Linked DNA regions of Homo sapiens: region 2 is linked to region 1. Evidence: chromatin contacts called from ENCODE Hi-C or POLR2A ChIA-PET data. All regions are on one chromosome and are shown on one strand. Each heading gives the region's core, a stretch centred on a gene start or an enhancer-like site at or near the end of the contact. The rest is flanking DNA. Distances are from core to core; before and after follow the strand shown.

Evidence for each region. Hi-C counts contacts between places; a loop is a spot of excess contacts on that map. ChIA-PET counts read pairs that join two places held with the same protein, here RNA polymerase II (POLR2A). Pooled maps may share reads with other maps.
Region 2: a pooled map shows a loop between it and region 1 (4-fold over the local background). The contact joins the enhancer-like site here to the promoter of DOHH in region 1. A Hi-C loop is called at or near these places in 2 of 50 pooled maps. POLR2A ChIA-PET finds 5 or more read pairs at or near these places in 2 of 52 experiments (WTC11 and activated CD8-positive, alpha-beta memory T cell).

What each region holds. Positions count from the first base shown.
Region 1 is chr19:3,498,966-3,502,066 of GRCh38, reverse strand. It overlaps DOHH (deoxyhypusine hydroxylase), which reads left to right and starts at 1,393. Exons shown (of 5, transcript NM_001145165.2): 1 at 1,393-1,506. LOC105372245 (a long non-coding RNA gene) reads right to left here. Exons shown (of 4, transcript XR_936262.3): 4 at 1,016-2,132. RefSeq lists an enhancer at 1,282-1,391.
Region 2 is chr19:4,107,385-4,110,489 of GRCh38, reverse strand. All of the region lies in intron 3 of MAP2K2 (mitogen-activated protein kinase kinase 2), which reads left to right. Among named protein-coding and RNA genes, the nearest start is that of MAP2K2, 15 kb to the left of the region's middle. RefSeq lists an enhancer at 1,015-1,144. Within about 2 kb of position 1,534, at least 8 of the 41 ENCODE cell types and tissues checked have a DNase peak (open chromatin) inside an H3K27ac peak, as active enhancers do.

The DNA of each region.
Region 1 (3,101 bases), core at 144-2,643:
CTGGATCCTTGAACTCCTGGACTCAAGCTATCAAGCCACCTGAGTAGCTGGGCCTACAGGCATGAGCCACCAGGCACAGTTGATTTTTTTTTTTTTTTTTTGGAAATGGAGTCTTGCTCTGTTGCCCAGGCTGGAGTGCAGTGACAGGATCTCAACTCACTGTAACCTGTGTCTCCCAGGCTCAAGCGATTCTCCTGCCTCAGCCACCCAAGTAGCTGGGATTACAGGCTGAGCCACTGCGCCCAGCCAAATTAAAAAAAATTTTTTTTCTGTTGAGACGGGGGCTTACCACATTGCCCAGGCTGGTCTTGGAATCTTGGGCTCAATCGATCATCCTCTCACCCCACAGCCTCCCAAAGTGCCAGGATTACAGGTATGAGCCACCACTCCTGGCAGTCACCCACATTTTAAAAATAAGAGATTGCAAGCAGGGCACAGTAGCTCACGCCTGTAATCCCAGCACTTTGGGAGGCCAAGGCAGGTGGATCACCTGAGGTCAGGAGTTTGAGACCAGCCTGGCCAACATAGTGAAACCCTGTCTCTACTAAAAATACAAAAAGTTAGCTGGTGTGGTGTTGCATGCCTGTAATCCCAGCTACTCGGGAAGCTGAAGCCTTTTTGTATTTTTAGTAGAGATGGGGGTTTCACCATGTTGGCCAGGCTGGTCTCGAACTCCTGACCTCAAGTGATAACACCCACCTCGGCCTCCCAAAGTGTTGGGATTACCGGTGTGAGCCACCGTACCCGGCCTCTTTCAGGTCTTTCTTCAGATGTCACCACCTCAGATTCTGGCCACCCTTCCTGAAACTGCACACCCTATACATACACCGCCCTTGGCTACCGAATTTTTTCTCGTTAGCCTTTTTCACCATCTAATAGGTATTGCATTTACTTATCGTGTTATTTTCTGTCTCTATAACAACACTGGGAGGCGTACGAGGGTAAGGGCTGAAGGCTCTCTTGTCCTCAAGGCCATGTACTATTTATTACATACATGAATGAATGAACGACTGCATTTCTTCCTTTTTTTATTCCTCACCTACTTAAGGTTCGAGCTCCCTGAGCCCATTGGCCAACACCTCTGGAGTCTGACCACGCCTAGAAACACTGCGCATGCTCCGTTGCTAGCCAGCCCAGGCAGGGCGCTGAATCGGCACAAACCAGTCTCACTTCTTGTACCGCAGTGGGGAGGTTGGAGAGAATTTTTTCCCATGAAAGGGCATACGTTGCCCGTCCCCTTCCCCGAAGAACGCACTAGGAATACTGTTCCTGCGTTTGCATGAGCTGTGGCACCAGCACCGACTCAGCCTTCCGGGCCTCCCTCATGCACGGAGCCTCTCACTAGGTCTCACCCGCGGCTGCGTTGGTGCCGTCCGGCACGGTCACGTGGGCGAGAAAATGGCGGCCCCCAGACCGCACTGCGGGCGTCGCGGCAGGTGAAGCGGTGGTGGCAGAGGCGCCTGCGGTTACTGGCCGGGCCGACGGGTCCTGAGTCTCCAGAGCTCGGTGAGGCGTCCCGGAGGCGGCGATCACGGTGTGGGGCCCGGGTCTGGCGGGCGGTGGCACCGGGAGCGCCTCGTTAGGGAATCCGGTCTCAGGGATTCGTTGACTGTGGATGGGGCGGGTTAAGGGGTCTCGAGTCCCGGCGATCTCTTTCCTCTGGGATTTTTTACATGAAAGAGTGCCCACCTCACGTCCTGAAGCTCCTATGTCGTACGGTTGGGTCTCAATGGTCCCCAGTGCCCTGCCAGCTCGCACAGGCCTGCCCTCTGGTTTCTGATGACCCCTCTTTAAAGGTGTCACTCTCCTTTGATGGTCACCTGTGCTTAGGTGGCTACACTGCCCTCGTCAAGCCCAGGCAGCCTTGCTGACGCCACTGTTCACCAGAGAGGGCTGCCAGCATGCCATAGCCAGCCTGTCTTGAGATGAAGCATCCGCCAGGTTCTCAGCCGATCTGGAAAGAGAGGGGTCCCTTCTCCCCTTGGCTGTGTTCTTTTATCCTAAGTCATTCAACAAAGCGTTGGTGGTTTAGAGCCCGACTCTGGAGCCAGACTTCCTGGATTCCTAACTCTTCACGCTGCTCCCAAGCAAGTTCCCAAGCACAGTCCCAAACTGTGCCTCAGTTTCCTCACCTGTAAAATGGGGACAATCTTAGTAACTACCTCACAGGGTAGTGATGTAGATCGAATGAATTAATGAATGTAAAGAGCATGGAGTGCCTGGCGCGTAGCAAATGCTACATAAGTGTCAGCTGCTATTGTCACGGTTGTCGTTTTTATTTTATTTATTTATTTTGAGACAGGGTCTTGCTTTGTAGCTCAGTCTGGAATGCAATGGCACGATCTCGGCTCACTGCAACCTCCGCCTCTCGAGTTCAGGCGATTCTCCTACCTCAGCCTCCCGAGTAGCTGGGATTACAGGCGCCCACCACCACGCCCAGCTAATTTTTGTATTTTTAGTAGAGATGGGGTTTCACCATGTTGGTCAGCTGGTCTCGAACTCCTGAACTCAGATGGTCTGTCCACCTCGGCCTCCCAAAGCGCTGGGATTACAGGCGTGAGCCACCGCGCCCAGCCGGTTATTGTTTTTATTGAGGCCCTACTGCGTGCAGGTCATTGCACTAAGTGCTGGGAATACAACAGTGACCAAGATAGACTCAGTCCCAGCCTTCAGAGTTCTATTCTAATGAGGGATAAGACCAATCACAAGCAACTAAACCAATACTTTCCAATATGATATCTAGGAGTCTTAGGCGCCGTGGAGAAAAATAAAGCTGAATAAGTGAAAAGAGATGGAAGAGTAACATTGTCCATTGTGATCAGGGAAGGCTTCCATGAGGAAGTGATGTTGGAGACCCAGGAAAGCAAGAGGATGAGCACGGGTGTTCCTGGACCAAACTGAGGGTCGGGCTGCTATTTCTCATGGTCCAATAACGAGATGCAGATTAACTGGGGAGGAAGAGAGTTTTTATTTCTGTAACCGGTTACAGGGAGAAGGCCTGGAAAATATCGCCAGACCAACTCAAAATGACAAAGTTTTCCAGAGCTTATATACCCTCTAAGCTCTCCATCTACATGTAACTGAGCATCCATCTAAAGACT
Region 2 (3,105 bases), core at 285-2,784, 610 kb before region 1:
GGGCAGGGGCAGGGCCTCCACGGAACAGAGCATGTTGGGGAGAAGGAAGACCCCCTCACGGCCCCTTTCCTCAGAGGCAACAGTGCGCTGGCTTCCAGGGGATCCTTCTCAAGGCAGTCGATGCCATACAAGTATGTATATGTAGATGCCTTTGGTTTTGTTTTGTTTTCTTTTTGTTTTTTTGAGAGGCAGTCTCACTCTGTCACTCAGGCTAGAATCTAGTAGTGGCACAATCTCGGCTCACTGCAACCTCCACCTCCCAGATTCAAGTGATACTTCTGACTCAGCCTCCCGAGTAGCTGGGATTACAGGCGCCCGCCACCACTCCTGGCTAATTTTTGTATTTTTAGTAGAGACAGGGTTTCACCATCTTGGCCAGGCTGGTCTCAAACTCCTGACCTCAGGTGATCCACCTGCCTCGACTTCCCAAAGTGCTGGGATTACAGGTGTGAGCCACCGCGCCCAGCCAATGATTTTGTTTTTTAAGCACTCATGTCTTCCTCCCAGCTTTGCTTTTTCTCTTGCTGTATCCCGGGCGTCCTTATGACAGCAGAGAGGGAAAACACTCCCGTTTTGGGGGGTACGTAGGTTGTTTCCAGTCTCTGCCCTATCTCAAATAACATGGCACTGACTCGCAGGCACACCTGTGAGGTAAGCTGTGTGAGGGAATTGCTGGGTTCCAGGGTAGATGCAATTAAAAACTGATCCCTATTAGGCCGGGCACGGTGGCTCATGCCTGTAATCCTACCATTTTGGGAGGCTGAGGTGGGAGGATCATTTAAGCCCAGGAGTTCGATACCAGGCTGGGCAACATAGTGAGAAACCATCTCTATAATTTAAAATATTAGGTGAGTGTGGTGGCACGTGCCTGTTTTAAAATTGTTAACAACATTTAAAAATGGGGATAAAAATAGCACCAGCTACATGAGAGGCTGAGGTGGGAAGATCACTTGAGCCCAGGAGGTTGAGGCTACAGTGAGCTTTGGTCACGCCACTGCACTCCAGCCCGGGCAGCAGAGCGAGATGCTGTCTCAAAACATAACAAAGCTGATGACTGTTTTTAAATGGCCTTCTCAGGAAAGTGTGGCAGTCTGAGCTTGTCAAGGCAGGCCTGTGCCTCCCCCAGCTCAGATCTGTGGGACCACAGTCTCTAGGGTGGGGTACAGGCACCCCCTTCATTGACTCTGACGTGCCCCCTTGTTAAGACACTCTGGCCTCGAAGCCCAGAAGTGGGTGAGATTGGGTGGAACAAAAGGAGAAGTGGCCAGAGCTCAAAACCCCGGAGGAAATGCTGCCGACCCCGCCACACCGAGCTCATCAGGTATCAGACCGCCTGCCGCACAGCGTCGTTTGCAAAACCAGAATGCTTGGGTGACACCCTGCAAACGTGCGATCCCCTTTGACAGTTTTGTAATGAAGGCAGGAAGTGAATTTGAGCAAGGCCCCCACGTAGCCATGTGACCCGAGCAAGGCAGCACCCGCCTTGGAGCCCCTTTCCCGCCTGCGAGGGAGACCTGGCGTCTGCCCCGCTGCTCGCAGAGTCACGTTGCCGGCGGCATCAAAGGGCGAGGAAAGGATGAGGAAGCGCTTTGTGGTCTGAGGCAGCCCCTCTGTCATGTGGTGCTCCCTATTCCTCCTCCTCGTCTTCCTCGTCTTCCCCCTCCTCCTCGCGCCCGGCAGGCACCCTCGCTACTCAGGAGTTCTGTCCATCCTCGTTTTGTGTGGCTGACTCAGTTCTCGAGCCCCCTTCCTCCCATGCAGAAAGGGGACAGTGTGGCAACCCGCCCCCAACCTCTATTCTTGGTGAATTTAAAATGGGGGTTCCCAGAGTGGGTGCTGGCACCCCAGGGGACACCACACAGACCACCAGGCTGCAGGAGGGAGACACAGGCCGTGCTGTCTGTGTTATGGAGTGCACCCTTTAAAAGTTCCGAGGTGGTCTAGCCAGGGGCGGTGGCTCACACCTGTAATCCCAGCACTTTGGGAGGCCGAGGCGAGTTCAGGAGATCGAGACTATTCTGGCTTGGCTAACGTGGTGAAACCCCGTCTCTACTAAAAAAAAAAAAAAAAATACAAAAAAAATTAGCCAGGCATGGTGGCGGGTGCCTGTAGTCCCAGCTACTTGGGAGGCTGAGGCAGGGGAATGGCGTGAACCCTGGAGGCAGAGCTTTCAGTGAGCTGAGATCGTGCCACTGCACTCCAGCCTGGGCCACAGAGCGAGACTCCATCTCAAAACAAACAAACAAACAAAAACAACGTGGAGCACGTTGATTTTTAAAGCATTGGGTGAGCCCTGACAGGGCAGCATCCGTGGAAGTAAAGTCATCCAAGGGGGCCATCCCTGCCATCCTCGCCGGCCCTGTGAATTCTCTCCATGCTGAACGATGCTCTCGGAATTCACCTGAGTGCCCATAGGTTTCCATGGAAGGGCCTGCCCAGCACCTGATTCATTCCCTCCCAGGCCACCCCAGTGAGGCAAAGGGGCAGCTTAGCACCGGGGCTGAGGATGGGCGTCCGGGTCAGGTCTCGGCCCCACCGCTCACCCTTACCACGGGTTCGGGACAGGACTCTTGCCGCTTCTGCTGTGAAGCTGAGGGAGGTCGTAGTCCCTGCTGGGGTGAGGACTGTGTGAGCTCCTCCCAGGATGGCACCCGGCACGCACAGGTGTTGCATCCATGTCCTGGCTGCTGCAGCCATTTCCCTGTATTTCTACGCTGTTTCCTCATATTTCTATGTCATCTTTATTTTGCATTTTTTTCCTTCTTTTTTTGTGGGGGGTAGGGGGTACAAGGTCTCTCTCTGTCACCCAGGTTGGAGTGCAGTGGCATGATCCTAGCTCACTGCAGCCTCCACCTCTTGGGCTCAAACGATCCTCCTGCCTCAACCTTCCAGGTAGCCGGGACTACAGGTGCACCAGCACGCTTGAGTAGCTTTTTAAGTTTGTTTTTTTTTTTTTTTTTTTTTTTGAGACGGAGTCTAGCTCTGTCGCCCAGGCTGGAGTGCAGTGGCACAATCTTGGCTCACTGCAAGCTCCACCTCCCAGGTTCACGCCATTCTCCCGCCTCAGCCTCCCGAGTAGCTGGGACTACAGGCGCCCGCCACCAC